Regions from separate parts of the Homo sapiens genome. Here region 2 is linked to region 1. The links are chromatin loops, found by intact Hi-C in ENCODE. Cell type or tissue: heart left ventricle. All regions are shown on one strand.

Evidence for each region. Hi-C counts contacts between places; a loop is a spot of excess contacts. Peaks named below come from ENCODE experiments on the same cell type or tissue, not always from the same donor. Only the 100,000 strongest peaks of a DNase experiment are listed, where the experiment ranks them.
Region 2: it touches region 1 in a loop (14-fold over the local background); 59 of 110 quality-filtered maps call a loop at or near these places.

Annotation. Positions count from the first base shown.
Region 1 is chr1:163,065,398-163,073,397 of GRCh38, forward strand. RGS4 (regulator of G protein signaling 4) reads left to right here and starts at 3,964. Exons shown (of 5, transcript NM_005613.6): 1 at 3,964-4,131; 2 at 6,998-7,102; 3 at 7,408-7,469. The coding sequence starts at 4,088. It overlaps LOC124904446 (a long non-coding RNA gene), which reads right to left. Exons shown (of 2, transcript XR_007066703.1): 1 at 7,981-8,000; 2 at 7,601-7,880. In heart left ventricle, CTCF peaks have their summits at 3,986 and 6,590 (motif pointing right); a DNase peak (open chromatin) is centred at 3,934; H3K4me3 peaks cover 4,433 bases; H3K27ac peaks cover 1,779 bases.
Region 2 is chr1:162,875,083-162,883,082 of GRCh38, forward strand. No RefSeq gene overlaps it. Among named protein-coding and RNA genes, the nearest start is that of CCDC190, 18 kb to the left of the region's middle. In heart left ventricle, a CTCF peak has its summit at 3,092; no DNase peak of the experiment used is centred here.

The DNA.
Region 1 (8,000 bases):
CTCATCAACGTTATAATGAAATGGCATTGATGAAATGATGGCATTCAAGGACCTGCTGTACCTTGTTTCACTTAAAGTCACTGTTTCCAATAATCTATTGATGACATTGAGGACTTACTATATAATAATAAATATATATATAATCGACGAAACAGGAATCAAACTGCTAACTCTGCTAACTGGTCTCCCTGCTTCCACACTCTGCCCACTCATCTCAGTCTTTCTTTCACAAGAGTCAGAATGATCAGATGAGACCCCTCCTCTGCTTCTGTTTCTTCCATGGATTTCCACTGCACTCTGATAAAGTCCAGCCTCTTGACCACAGCCTACAAATCCTTGCACGATCTATCGTTTACTTTTCCATCTCCTTTTATGCTACTTTCATCTTGTTCTCAATTCTCTAGCTATGCTGGCCCCTTCTTGTTCTTTCCCATTTTTTTTTAATTTTTAAAATTTGTATATATTTATGGGTTATAAGTGAAATCTTTTTAGATGCATAGGTTGTATAGTGATAAAATCAGGGCTTTTAGGGTATTCATCACCTGAATGATGTACATTGTACCCCTTAAGTAATTTCTCACCATCCGCTGACTTCTTGCCCCCTGGGTATTCATCACCTGAATGATGTGCATTGTACCCCTTAAGTAATTTCTCACCATCCGCTGACTTCTTGCCCCCTGGGTATTCATCACCTGAATGATGTGCATTGTACCCCTTAAGTAATTTCTCACCATCCGCTGACTTCTTGCCCCCTCATCCTTCTGAGGCTCCATTGTCCATCATTCCACACTCTACATCTATGTGTACACATTATTTAGCTCCTACTTATAAGTGATAACATGCAATATTTGTCTTTCTGTGTCTGTCTTGTTTTACTTATGATAATGGCCCCCAGTTCTATCTAGGCTGCTGCAAAAGGCATGATTTCATTCTTTTTTATGGCTATGTTCTTTCCCAATTTAGATAAAGAACACTCGCACTTGCTCTTACTTCTATTTGGAATACTAATTCCTAGGCTTCTTGCATTGCTTTCTCCTTCTCACCCATCAAATCTCATTTTAGATACCACCTCTTCAAAGAGGGCTTTCCTGACCACCTTGGCTGAATTAGCCCTTCACCATCTGATTACTCTCTAGCACATCACCTGCCCATTTTATTCATGGTACAGGTCAAAATCTGGAATCACCTGATTTGTTTATTTTCTGACTCCTTCTACTGAGATGAAAACTCTACTAGAGCGGAGATTTTATCTGCTTGTATCAGGTACTGCTTCAAACAGCACCTGATACAGAGTAGGTGGTCAAAAGATATTTCTTAAACAAATGAACAAATAAAAAGTAGATCTTTTGAGAGTAAAGCTCTTCCACACTACCAGAGTCATTCAGGAATGACAAATCATAGAATAACAGAATTTGATGCTTTGTGCATATCAGAGAAAGAAGGTGGAAGGTTGTCAAGGTATCATGATGTACCAGTCCTCGCCTCCTCAAACACAATCTGCAAGTCCCACAGTGAAAAAGTAAGTTAACTCATGTGAAGCGTTTTACAAACACTTTTTTAAAAGTCTTAAAACTCCTAAGAAAGCAAGATTTAATAGTCAAAGAAGTGAGTAAACATGAAATGCCTGAACAGAGTAATGAGCTAAGCACAAAGTTAGAGACATGTTAGTTAATATGTCTTGAAAGCAGCAGCTCCTGCTTTCAAGGAGCAAGAACAAATTGGGCAAGTGAACACTCCTTGAATAAAATGTGTAAAATTAATTTTGGGTTATGTTCTATACTGTGTATAATAGAATGATAAAAATTATTTGACTAGCACTTTGTAGTTTAGAAATATCTCTATTTACACAGTTTACCTTATTTGATAAGACTGTTGAGTGATGGGATAGCATGGTGGACAATCCACATAACTGAGTATCGAGACACCTGTATCTGGACCCAGCTCTGTTAGTAAGAAGCTGTAACCTCAGCAAGTCACTTTCTCTTTCTGGGTCTCTATTTCCTTTTTGGTGAAATGAGAGTGTTAGGCTAGATTGCCTTTGAAGTCCCATTTTGTCTTTAAAGTCCCATCTATTGCAGTGATTTATATTTAACTCATGACAAATCAGGCTTCTCTTATTCTAAGTGCAAGACATAAAACTTTTATTGTGGAATTTCAGGCATCAGTAAATCTTTTTGGGTACTCACTTATGTTCCTGAAATCAATCTATTTGAGTGATCACTCTTTTAGGTGCCCAGGTAAACAAAGAAGGCCATGGTCTTTCTTTGAGTGACCTTCTTTCCCTTTTAATTAGTCTGACCTCTTTAATGTCAGTTCTGACTGATTCATTTCCCTGGTCCATCTTCCTTGGTCTGAGGGCCTTCCTAGTTTCATATTGCACTTCAGTTCCTTCCACACCACCATCAAGGATGGCTGTCAACATTCATTTGTTCTATGTTATAATTCAAGGAAAAGTTGCCCAGTAGCTAATCCAATAAATGCCCTCTTATGGGCGGCTAGAGACTTTTTCCTATAATTTAAATGCATCTTCTGTAGATTATGGTCCCTCCACCACTTTACATTTGTCTGCTGTCTCCTTGCTCTGCTAGTCATGGAACGTGTTGGTAGTGGGGGCAGTGTGGGATGTTCAAGGGCACGTATTGGGTAGGGCCACATATGGGCATTGCTTTGTGCCATTCTTTCTATATTTTTGGTATTTTGCATCTCACTGGAACCCAACTATTTTTCATCTCTTCCACCTAAACTATTTGATGCCTCTGTTTCTTATATATAAAGTATAGCTCACTGTAGCCTATGATCAGGAACCTATCTGCTTTCTAAATGAAAGCTGTTTTGGTCAGATCTAGCAATTAATTCCCTTCTTCCACTTATAGCTTTCCTCTGTAACTCTGGTGTAGGTATTTGGTTTATGGCTATAAGATGTGAAACACCTGAATGATTCTGTCCATGCAGGCATTTCAGTTCATGATATTGTATGTAAAAGATACTGATTGTCTAGGTGTTCAGAAACACCTATAGGGCTTAATATTCTTACAATCAGTTTGAAGGCTGGTGATACGCAAAGCAAACTACATATTTTTCTGCCTGCTCTCTCTCTTTCTCTCTACATCTCTCTTTCTTTATCTTTTGAAATATCAGTTTGGAGACTTAGAATTACATAAGACATAAACCCATTTGATATAAGAATTGCTGTGTATATTTGCTCATCTACTCCCTCCTTTGGTCCTCGAGCTGCCGGTTTAGACTTTTTACAGGACGCAGGCATGTGAAGGAGAAACTGTCAGTGCTAGGCTGAATTCTGTTGTTACCAAGATTTCTAGAAAAGTATTCCTCAGTCAGGTTGATTACAGATATAGCAAATCTATTTTTCCTAGGGTAGTTTCTGTATGCTGCCGGGCTTATAACTGTCTGTCATCCAGCTATTTCTCTCCACCTTCTTGTTTGCATAACAACCAAGGCAACTTCCGCAAATCACTGCGTGGAGACGATGATCCTGCCAGCTCCCTTTTGGAAATCGTGAGGATCAGATCTTGGACCATGTATAATATGATGCTTCTAATCCAAAAGAGGAAAGGCATTGGGAGTCAGCTCCTAAGTAAGCTCCAGAATTCCTGCTGGTACTTTTCCTTCCAGGAAGCAACTTCCTTGATATTTTTTTTTTACAGGCATATGAATAAAAACTATATTTTGCAGCATTGTACACTTTTTTTCCTTTTCTAGAAATTCTAAACCTCTGACATTGGTGGAGACATTGAGTACATTTTTTCCCATATCCCTACTTTTCAGAAGGATTTTCTCTGCTCGTTCACTTAACATTGCTGATGCGTCAGTCTTTTCTTCCTCATCTCTTTCAGGGGCTGGAGAGGCAGAGGGAGACAGAGGAGCTGGTACTGCAGAGCGGTCGTCTGATTGGCTGGACGGTCGTAGCTGGGCTATAAAAGAGACCCCTACAGGCTTAGCAGGAAGACGCTCAGAGGATTCTGACAATATCTTTACCGGAGAAGAGGCAAAGTACGCTCAAAGCCGAAGCCACAGCTCCTCCTGCCGCATTTCTTTCCTGCTTGCGAATTCCAAGCTGTTAAATAAGATGTGCAAAGGGCTTGCAGGTCTGCCGGCTTCTTGCTTGAGGAGGTAAGATTGCTTTCAGCCATTAACCATATTAAACTTTTGGCTAGACTTTCTCAGTTATTTACATGTTGTACTTACTAACCTAGTTCTGTGCAATTAGAAACAGTGTGGTCAGGAGAGCACGACTTTCTAACTTTCCTCCAAGACTAGCTAGATATTGTGACTTAAGACATGTGCTCCCCAAATTTCAGCCCTTATGTGTTGTTTTGTGTGACCTCAGTTTTGAGAACTGTTCTATTCTTTAAGCCAGGTCTAAGAAAGCTAGTTTTAATTAAGAAGCGAGATGAGGTTTGAGGCTATGTACAGTGATCTGTAATATCTCCATCTGTGATTACTACTGCTATTTGAGCATCCCTGGAGTACATAGAAGCCTGGCTCTGGGCTTTCTGATTGTATGCTACAACTTGTTTCAGGAAAGGTACCCCAGAATGAGGTTTGGCTCCATCATCAGAAAGGCACTATGCTTTCCGTGTGGTGGTGCAGTAACTTTCACTCTCTATGTTCTTATAAGCAAATGTTACAATGAGATATGAGTTTTAAAGCCAGATCTTCCTTATCTCTCTGCCCCATCTCTAGTTCTTGAAGTGTCTCATATGAGTTTGGTTGAGAAATATTGATCATTACAAATCAGTTAATAGTTTTGTAGAAGATCTCATCTTAAAGACATTGTTTTGTTAATATACTCCCTTGATTTTTTTAAAAGACCTTACAGACATACAGCTATTCATTTGTTTTTGGTTTGTTCAAAAAAGGTATAAAGAAATGCATTCAGAGAAAGATCATATATTAGCCAGTTGAAAATTAAACACAAAATGAGTGCATATTACATTACTTAATCTTGCAGTCAAAGGTAAAAAGTCAACCTAAAGGTATACTACCTGCTTTCTTATCGCACTGCAAATAGAAATTACCACAAATTTTATTTTGGAAATAATCTCAGAAAACATAATTTTTTATGTACTATTAAAACATTTACTTTCCAAATATTCTGTCATTCAGGAGTATGGAAGTATCGATGGCTTCTTTAAAATGAAGCAGGAGGGTCTGGCAGAGAGTATCTATGAAATAAGTTCCTCTGACCTTCACGCTTAATTTTCTGAATGGAGTGGAGCAAATTACTTCAAGCTTCACTTAACTTGCATATGAAATGAACCGTACAAAAATACAAGAGTGTCAGGAGAAAGTTATGCTCTGGTAAATATTTTGCAAAACAGATAAAAGATAATACTAGAGCTCTGTCCTCAAAGAGTTAAGCAGCTAATCTAAGGAGGTAAACTCTATGTCAGCAGGATGAACTGCTCTTCCCTTTCCTCCTCAATAAATTGCAAATCATCTAGTCCAACATCTTTACCACCAGTGCCTGAGGCTCCAGAGGAGCCATTGCCTTCTCAAGGTCACATAGGTGGTGGGTGAGTTAGGACCAAATCTAGAATTCCTGACTCCAGTAACTTCTGAAGTCATTTTGTTTTTTATTTTTATGGTTTTATTATAAGAATACTTGCTAAGCACACTTACCCCCTGCATTGATTAATAACTCTAGGATCTCAGGTGGATCCAGCACATAGAAATATGAATTCGTTTCTATTTGGACTTCATGATATATTTACATTATCACCTTGGAATCACCCTAACATTCAGGATTGTATCTTGTTATAATCAAAAAGGATGTTGCATCCCCTGAACAGTCATCAGTCAGGGAAGCAGAGGAGGGAAAGTAATCTTGCGAGGAAGAGAAAATACTATTTAAGGGACAGTCAGAGAACATAATGGAATTCAAACTTTCTGGGAAAACCTACATACATAAATGTATTAGTGGCCATCCTAAATGTCTTTATATCTTTGAGGCTTTATTTTCCCTACTCCAAATAGACACATTTAGTTATTCATTTCTTTTAAAATGGTATTTCTCTTTTTAAACTATTTCTTGACTTTTTTAATAAAAAGAGATGCAAGCAAGAGGATATTTAATAAAAAGTAAGAGAGTTGAGCTTAAGGCTTATTAAAAGACCCCCTTTTTCTAGTTAGTCAGGAGCTCTAATGTGCCCTGGCTACCTATTAAATGGTGGCAATAAACTGGAAGCTCAGTGATGACTCTAGCCTGCTTCTCCTAATAGCTGTTAAGCCTCAAATGCCCTTTAGAGTGTGTATGTCCTTTAAAGTAGCTATTAAGAAGGAAAGCAGCAGCAGCAGATATTGTCTAGAAAGAAGCCCCAAGAAGCTGAGGTTTCAGCTTGGGCATTTGTTTTCGCCATCCCATGCTCCATTTCCCTCTGCTGGAACTGTGCACCTCAGTGTATTCTCCCTCTATACCTCACAGCAGGAACTGCTTGCCCCCCCCCCCCCCCCCCAACATACATGGCTGGAACTGAATAGACTTTTACTTTCCCGAGGTGCTTCTACAGTTCCCTCTGCCAGCAGGGGAACAGATGGAAATAGCAATCACCTGCCAGAAGGTGGCGTGCAGCAAGGATGTGCATCTTTTGCCGCTACTGCTTTCTGATTCCTAAAAATTACTCAGAGATCACTCATGTGTTCAGTGATTCAGGTTCTGTTGAAGATACCAAAGATATTCGGTTGGTCAAAATGACGGGCATATAAAGGCTTCTCAGGTTTCTGAGGTAAACTGAAGGGTCAGAATTCCAGTTGTGGATGAAGGAAATGGTGTTATGACTGCCTCAAGGTTTTGTAGCAAGTCATAGGGAACCAAGAGGAATCTTGTTTTCCTCAGAGGTCATGCCAACTCCAACTCCCGTTCCCTAAACTGTCTCTGAGCCATAGACTAGTAATGGACTCTTCAAGCTCTACCATTAGGTATCTTTTAAAGAAAGCTGGTTATTACTATTTATTCATTTTTTTCTCTTCTGTGCAGTGCAAAAGATATGAAACATCGGCTAGGTTTCCTGCTGCAAAAATCTGATTCCTGTGAACACAATTCTTCCCACAACAAGAAGGACAAAGTGGTTATTTGCCAGAGGTAAGAGAAAAGGCCTTGGTGAAGATGTACTTAGTATTAACTATCTGATGATGGGGATGTTCTGTGAGAAGGAACTTGTGCTCCTAGTTAAGCCAGATTTGGATCAAGATAGCCTCCATTTTCATGGAGATCATAACTACATTTGAAATTTCTATACATTTAGTGAAAAACTGCCCTCATCAATAACATATTTTGTCATAACGATGGAAAATAAAATCTTTGCCTTCATTCAGGATCTTAGATTTCTTGCCCCAATTTTTTTACCATGGCATTCCAATTATTCTGTTTCTCTCTATTTTTTCTAGAGTGAGCCAAGAGGAAGTCAAGAAATGGGCTGAATCACTGGAAAACCTGATTAGTCATGAATGTAAGTCTGACAGCAACCTGGGATGAGGTACTCTGGATAAGACAAGTTATATTATGCTGGTCTAATAGAAACTGCAGCAAGGCCTGGCTTCTTTCTGATGTTCAGACTCAGGAGACTCTTTAGGTCTTAAATTCAGTCTGTTTAAAATTTTAATATGCCCTAGAGCTTTGTGATATACAATGAAAAGTTTATGCAGGAACCATGTGGAAAACCATCTCTCTCATCACAAGGAAAAACGGAAGAGAGAAAAAAAATGATAAATATCAATACCTTCTTGCAAAATCAATCTCAGTTTCTCTTTCCCAAATTGACCTTGGTAATTGATAGCTGCATAGGCATTTCAGAAGCAAAATACTTCCTTGAAAGAGGCTTCCAACTTGAGTAAGAATCATTAGGTAGAACTGGGAACCACTGGATATCAAACACAGATTAGGGTTACCTGACTCCAGGTGACTTGAAAAAAGCAGGGGAAAAAGGGATTGCTTGAATCCATGCTTTATCCCCCAAGTACCTCAGCTTTATGTGAAATAG
Region 2 (8,000 bases), 190 kb before region 1:
TTTTTATTTCCAATATTCACAAATATATAATTTGTAGATTTTTACATTAAAAATTGCTGCTATCTTAATCTTTACTGTATTCACTACTAGGAATCATGCTATTTTAATTACCAACATGTCTTATTAATCTATTGTTATAACATTTCCAGTAATATGACATGCGTCTTAATGTAGCATCTTCACCATTTGATTAACTTATTTCTGTTGCTAATACCCTCATTATTCCAGATCCTTGGGCTTGTCATCATCACTGATCCTTCTGTTTCCCTTGATACATGTATCCATTACTAAGCCCTCTTAACTGCCTCATTACAGTATCCTCTGCTTCCATTTCTTCCTTAATATCAATGCCATCCTCCTTTTGATTCCTTATGTCTAAACCATGATAATGGACTCCTAATTGATTTCTCTACTTTGGTCCCTTCTCACAGTACCAGATTAATCTTCACGTCATTCCATTGATTAAAACCTTCCAATAGTATGTCTTTGCTTGAGAAATAAAATTCTTTAGCCTTAGAATTAGATGTTTGCTATGGAAATGCACCTCTAGTTATGGCAGCAGTGACAAAAGGATTCAGATTCCAGATTCTTTATAAGTATTGTGTAATGAAAAATTATATTGACATCAGTGAACACCATGCCCTCCAATATCCCCATCATCAAAGAAAAGTTAAATTTGGTCGCCACCTACTATCAAAGGTAGAAAATAGAAATCATTATAACTTAGAAATAAATTTAATAAATACTGATATAAAAGATCTCTTATTCATAGTCATGTTTAATATTTGGTGAGTATGAAATTGAGATTTGTTTATTGCAAGAAATCTGGAAAATAAAGTTTAGGAAAAATAGTTCAAAAAATCATTGTAATCTCATCAACCTATTATCATTTTGAAGTACTTCTGCCTGCTCTCGAAGGAGAAAAAACTTGCTAATGAAATGCTTCTGTTTTGGCCACTGGGTACCTCCCTTTTTTATTATCCCTAACCCATTTGTCTCAGCCTATCTTTTTTTTTTTTTAACTGAGCCAGCCCATGCTCATTCTATGCCCAATATTTTTTACAAATCCTCTTCTTATGCTTGGGAGCTGGGTTTTAGAGGCTACCTCTTGCCAAACCCATCTTTAGAAGAATTGGGGTCTTAGAAAATTTCCAAAGCATCCCGAGTTTTACTGCAGCACCTGATAAAGGGAAAGAAAGTGGGGAGGATACCAACCAGCAGCACCTGTGAACCTTACAGAAGAGATCTTCTGGGAGTGGGGTGCAACAGCATCAGAGAGGAGGGTCATGCCCACTCCTCAGCAAAACCTACAGGTCTCCCCAGAAAGCCTGACCTTCTTTCTTGCTTCAAGGGAGCCAAGACCAACTTTGAACTCAACTATCCTGAGTAGAGAATCTGATGTCACCACCCTACGTTTTATGATCTTATCTGATGCAGTCCCTGAAATTGGCAAATTAAAGATTCCCTTAGCTTCAAACTTCATTGAGTCTTCCCTCCATTAAAGAAGAGAAGCCTGGGAATGGCTTGGAAATGCAAACAGCTGAATTTGAAGCTCTTAAAGGATAGAAGCAACTGGGGCAGAGCACCTGTGAGTGTTCCCCCACACCACATCCTGCAGACGAATTTACTGCTTTTGTGCTCTTCACTGCTGTGTCTCTCCCCTTACTTCCATCCGATTCTCATTCACTCCATCTTTTGCACGGGGAAAGCAGTTCAGGTGCTATGGACTAAATGTTTGTGTCTTCCCAAAATTCGTATGTTGAAACCTAATCCCCAATGTGATGGTATTTAGAGGTGGAGCCTTTGGAAGGTTATTAGGTCCTGAGGGTGGAGCTCTCTCTCATGAGTGAGATTAGTGTCTTAGAAGAGAGGCCCCAGAGAACTCCCTCCTCCCTTCTGTCATGTGAGGACACACAGGAAAATGGCCATCTGTGAACCAGGAAACACTCATCAGACACCAAAAACTGTTAGCACCTTGGTCTTGGACTTTCCAGCCTACAGAACTGTGAGGAATAAGTTTCTTTTGTTTCTAAACTGCCTAGTTTATGGTATCTTGTTATAGCAGCCTGGATGGACTAAGGCATGAAACTACACCTACTGGGTTATTTCTCAAAGATGTTGCTGAGAAGAAACCTGAGCCCTTTAAGATTGTACACCTTTTACCTTCACATCTGTTAATTTCTAAAGAAGTTCTAGAGCCAGGGATTCCACTCCAGCCCTTGGTCATCCATTCTGGAATTCTGGCACTGCCATGGTTGGGACCATTTGTAATTAAAGAAAAGAAGAAGCCAAATTTACTTTAAACACAATAAAGTCAGAATTGTTATTTTGCAAGTGGAATTAAAGGCAGGTTTTGTTTTTACAAGGAATATGCAAGTTAGTCGGTATGGTCAATGGGAGAAAATGTCTGATTGAGCAAAATGTGTTACCATTTTAAGTAAATTAGGAAGCAATATGATGGAGAGAGTGTGTTAAAGTGGAAACACCTACAGCCCATCCCACATCATTACACTCTCCTTTACAACACCTACACACCCTCAGCCATCGTCCACTTCCTCTCCTCATACCTAGGACCAATGCATATCATTTCCTGACTCTAAATTCAGAAAATGCTGGGCCAAGGAAAATTCTCTGGAAATTCAATGGATGCTTGAGATGGCAGAATTGTTGAGACTCAACAAGGGTTTTGGGGCCAGGCTTTGTTATTCCCTGAAGCATGGGCCGTAAAGATGGGGAGGGTCCAAGAGAGGATGGAGAACTGCAGAGAGGGGGATAAAGGACAGGAAGACAGTGAGGGAATGAGAGGGCTTCCACTTTGAAACACCTGAATCTTTAGGCCACTTGCATAGTCAAAGGAGAACTTAGTGTCACTTAACATCATGGTAATGATACCATCCAGTCTCATGATTCTATTTTGCCTAGCACAGTTTTTTAAATCATTCAATAGAGACTATTAAATCTGTGTTGGAATTCAGTTGCATGGACTAGGGAAATAACCATAGGCTTGAAATTAGGCTATGGCCAGAATTTCAGTTGGATACGTCTAGTTAAAGTGATTCTTCAGGACTTGTGAAAACTTGTTGTAGTTTCTGAGTCTGACATGGGGTGGCGCTCCTAAACCACTCTCTGTGCGCAAAACCTTTGAGCAGGAACTCAGGACATTGGAAGTGTCTGGGCCCTGGGCATGAACCTCAGTGGGGTAAGTCAGAAGAGAGCATGAGCTCCTGTTTGGCCCAACAAGTAAGACCTCTCTCCTTTCCTTCACCTTTCTTTTACATGTAACATTTGCTTCTCCTAATGCCCACAACATGCTGTTTCATTAAAGGGGGTTTTCATTTTTCTTAAGATGACTTAGCTGAAGTTATTTTTTGCATGATGGAAGTTAGGAAACATTAAAAAAAAAACTTTTTAAAAGGGCAAAATCATGCCACGGGTTTGAATTCTCTCTTCTTGGTTGCTAAAATGAAATGAGGACTACTCTTCTGTGTCAGTCAAAAAAATTGTTTCTAGAGGGTTCTGCCTAAAGGTTCATGTCAACTCTTCATTCTGAACTCTAGAAGCCATTTTGACGTTAAATTCATAAAATGTGATAACAGAGGGAAAGGACTTTTTTAAAGCCATAGAATGCCAAAGAAATGTGACTTGTGATGACCGTCATTATAAAATTTACCTGGGCATGGGATTTGAGTTCTTTTAACTTGCTAAGGGTTTTCTCACTATCGTTTCACTCATTTTGGTCATCAATTCCCTCTTGAAAATGCTTGTTTTCCACTTCCTAATTTGCTGATGCTTATCCTTAATGGAGAGAATGAAGGTGAACAAGAGCTGAGTTGTTCTTCCTTCTCTCTGTTATCTGTCAAGATGACGTCCCTTCCTAAGCCGCGGAACTATCCTTTCTGTCTATCTGAATATTGGACAATAGCCTCTTCCCACTGAGAGAAAGAACCTCTGTGGCTCTCTTTAGCGTTTTCCTTCTGCCTCAACTGGCTCCAGACTTTGGCCTTACTAATACCTGTCCTCGCAGCCTAGGTCACATTGGATGTGACTGAGCTTCTTTCATTTTCTGCTACTTATAACTGGAGCTCACTTCGGAGCACCACATGCATCCACTTTGGTTTGTTTTGTGCTGATCTACTTTCTTCCTTATTTTTCAATTATTTTGAAGGACTTCCTTCTCTCTTTAGACATGTCTCTAAGTTATATATCGCTCTTTTCTGGACTTAAACCAGCCTTCCTAAAGACCCAACTGACCACACAGAATCACCTTCTTTTGTGTTAATAAACTTCTAGACAACAATTTTTTTCCTACATTTCTCTCTCTCTCGAGGATCAATATTTGTATTTAATTCTACTTCTCCAATTAGTTCTTTTTCTTTAAGTCCTCAACTGTTTATAGTAGCATTTTCCTTCATATTTCTGAGAGCCAAACTTGTGAGCCAGGAGAAAAATATATGATTTTAAATGTAAAGACTTACCAATTCAAGTAAAGCTCCTAGCACACAGTTATCATCCATGAAATGAAAAGTATTATTATTAGTTGAAGTTTTTCAATAAATTTAATTCAATACACTTTCAAATACACCTGCTTAATGCCAAACTCTGTACCGAAGGTGGCAAAAATTAATAAGCTATGATCCTGTTCCTTGAGAAGCTCAAAGATGAGGAAAGGAGACAGGTGTCTAAATTAACAACTAAAAAAAAATGTGACCCTTCTAATTAGGAATTTTTTTTTATTATTATACTTTAAGTTTTAGGGTACATGTGCACAATGTGCAGGTTAGTTACATCTCTATACATGTGTCATGCTGGTGTGCTGCACCCATTAACTCGTCATTTAGCATTAGGTATATCTCCTAATGCTATCCCTCCCCCCTCCCCCCACCCCACAACAGTCCCCAGAGTGTGATGTTCCCCTTCCTGTGTCCATGTGTTCTCATCGTTCAATTCCCACCTATGAGTGAGAATATGTGGTATTTGGTTTTTTGTTCTTGTGATAATTTACTGAGAATGATGATTTCCAATTTCATTCATGTCCCTACAAAGGACATGAACTCATCATTTTTTATGGCTGCATAGTATTCTGCGGTGTATATGTGCCACATTTTCTTAATCCAGTCTAGCATTGTTGGACATTTGAGTTGGTTCCAAGTCTTTGCTATTGTGAATAGTGCCGCAATAAACATACGTGTGCATGTGTCTTTATAGCAGCATGATTTATAGTCCTTTGGGTATATATGGCTGGGTCAAATGGTATTTCTAGTTCTAGATCCCTGAGGAATCGCCACACTGACTTCCACAATGGTTGAACTAGTTTACAGTCCCACCAACAGTGTAAAAGTGTTCCTATTTCTCCACATCCTCTCCAGCACCTGTTGTTTCCTGACTTTTTAATGATTGCCATTCTAACTGGTGTGAGATGGTATCTCATTGTGGTTTTGATTTGCATTTCTCTGATGGCCTGTGATGGTGAGCATTTTTTCATGTGTTTTTTGGCTGCATAAATGTCTTCTTTTGAGAAGTGTCTGTTCATGTCCTTTGCCCACTTTTTGATGGGGTTGTTTGTTTTTTTCTTGTAAATTTGTTTGAGTTCCTTGTAGATTCTGGATATTAGCCCTTTGTCAGATGAGTAGGTTGTGAAAATTTTCTCCCATTTTGTAGGTTGCCTGTTCACTCTGATGGTAGTTTCTTTTGCCCTGCAGAAGCTCTTTAGTTTAATTAGATCCCATTTGTCAATTAAACAGAGATATAGATCAATGGAACAGAACAGAGCCCTCAGAAATAATGCCGCATATCTACAACTATCTGATCTTTGACAAACCTGAGAAAAACAAGCAACGGGGAAAGGATTCCCTATTTAATAAATGGTGCTGGGAAAACTGGCTAGCCATATGTAGAAAGCTGAAACTGGATCCCTTCCTTACACCTTATACAAAAATTAATTCAAGATGGATTAAAGACTTAAACGTTAGACCTAAAACCATAAAAACCCTAGAAGAAAACCTAGGCATTACCATTCAGGACATAGGCATGGGCAAGGACTTCATGTCTAAAACACCAAAAGCAGTGGCAACAAAAGCCAAAATTGACAAATGGGATCTAATCAGGAATTTTTAGGAAGAATGGCTATAACAAGATGAGAGAAGACTCAAAAAGGTCTTTGTGGAATAATGACAGGTGTCCCTTCTCTTTTTAATATGGACTAGACACTGTTTTAAACCCTTTACATATATTGTCTCTTAAAACAACTTTATGAAGTAACTACTATATCATCCTCCTCCTCATGCTAAAGGAAAGGCACATAGGGAGGTTCGGATTTGAACCCAGGCAGTCTAACATTCAGAGGTTGTGTTGTTGACCACTCTTCTGCTTCCAGCAGAGTTGATGAGGAGGGATAGAGCAGGAAGGGCATTCCAGGCAGGGGGACGGGGCTGTGCTAGTCATGGAAGCAAAAAACATGTGAAGGCTTCAACAAAGCCTGGTGAAGTGCAGCAGGGCACTCAGCCCGTCAGGACAGGAATGAGGGGACATTCTGGACTTCTCAGGGCTTTTGTTGCCTTAAACCTTTATTTTGAACATCAGAGCTGGCACACTGAGGGAAGACCCTGGCTCCTCATTGGAAAGGGACGTGCATGTGGACGCTGCGCCATCCAGAGCAGTGGATGGTGAGATTTGCTCCTATGCATTCCATCCTCTGAGTGCCCAGCAGCTCCTATGTGGCTGCATCTGGCCTTTCACAGGATCACAGAAGAACGGTGGAAGTGAGAATGGTGTTTTCTCACAGCACTTGCCCACTCCTGGCCCTAGCCCCGAGGGCCCCAGTGGCCTCCACATCAGCCTCCTATCCCTGTGACCTAAGGCCTGGGCTCTCTGTGGACCTGGCTACTACTAGTGCAGGCAGCTCTTTGCTTGACAGTCCTAGATGTTCTGAGGTCCCTTACCTGCTCTTGCTTTAAACAAAGCCCCATTTCTTACAGTATTTCTAAGAGAATCATTCCAGGGGTGTATCTGTGTGTACGTGCTCCTCACAGGTAAGCAAGGGAAGATAACAGAGCAGGGCGTGGGGTGAAAGGAAAGAGCTTCTTCACCTTGTCCAGAACCTCATTCTGCCCGCAGCCTGTGTACCTGTGTCCATGTCCCTGGAGATTTCTCCTCCCTTAGTTCCCATGGGAGAGGTGTTTCTGTACCAAGCAGACGCTTCCTAAGTGTGTGATTTCAAGCCTGAGACAGCCAGGCTGAGAGAGGCTGGCATTTATAACTAGATTCAGCTGCCTGTTATGGCTATAATGGGCTTTCAGAGACCAGATGGCGGCCCCATTGGCCAACCTGCATCTGGCTGAGAATGCAGGGAGGCACGTAGCTGGCTGGGGTGCAGGAGATGTCCCTTTGGGGAAAGTGACGACAACAGGAATTTAAAGGAGTGTTTATGCCACATTCTGCATGTGTCTGAGATACTCATCTCCACTCCTGGCAAGCTGCCTTCCTCCTCCCATCTTCTCCCTGACCCCAGTGCACAAAGACCAAAGCTCAAACCAAATATCCGACTCCAGTGCCTCTGATTTCTGTTTCCCTGTCTGTGATGGCAGAATACAGGGCTTTCCTTAGAGAAAACTTGCAAAACTTCCAGTTAAACTTAGTCAACATATGTGCTCTAAGTCTGACAATCAGTGTACTCACAGGGATGGCCTTTGGTCCAACAAACAACTTAAAACACCAGATCCACTTCCCGTTGACCACGGAGATATTGAGAATATCTTGGAAGTCATCGAGCCACATGCAGTCAGAGACATGCAGGTATCCTATATAATCTGACATGTGGAAACCAGGTTTGGAATGTATTTTCAGGAATGTACCTATTGTGAGGAGCCACAGATTTTCAGAGTAGTGAGACACTTTAGCATTCCTGTCCTGTTGACCTCATTTTCTGGGAGACGAACTGAGATGCAGACATATAAAATGACCTGCCCACAGTGACTCGGTTGAAACCAGTGCTAGGATCAAAA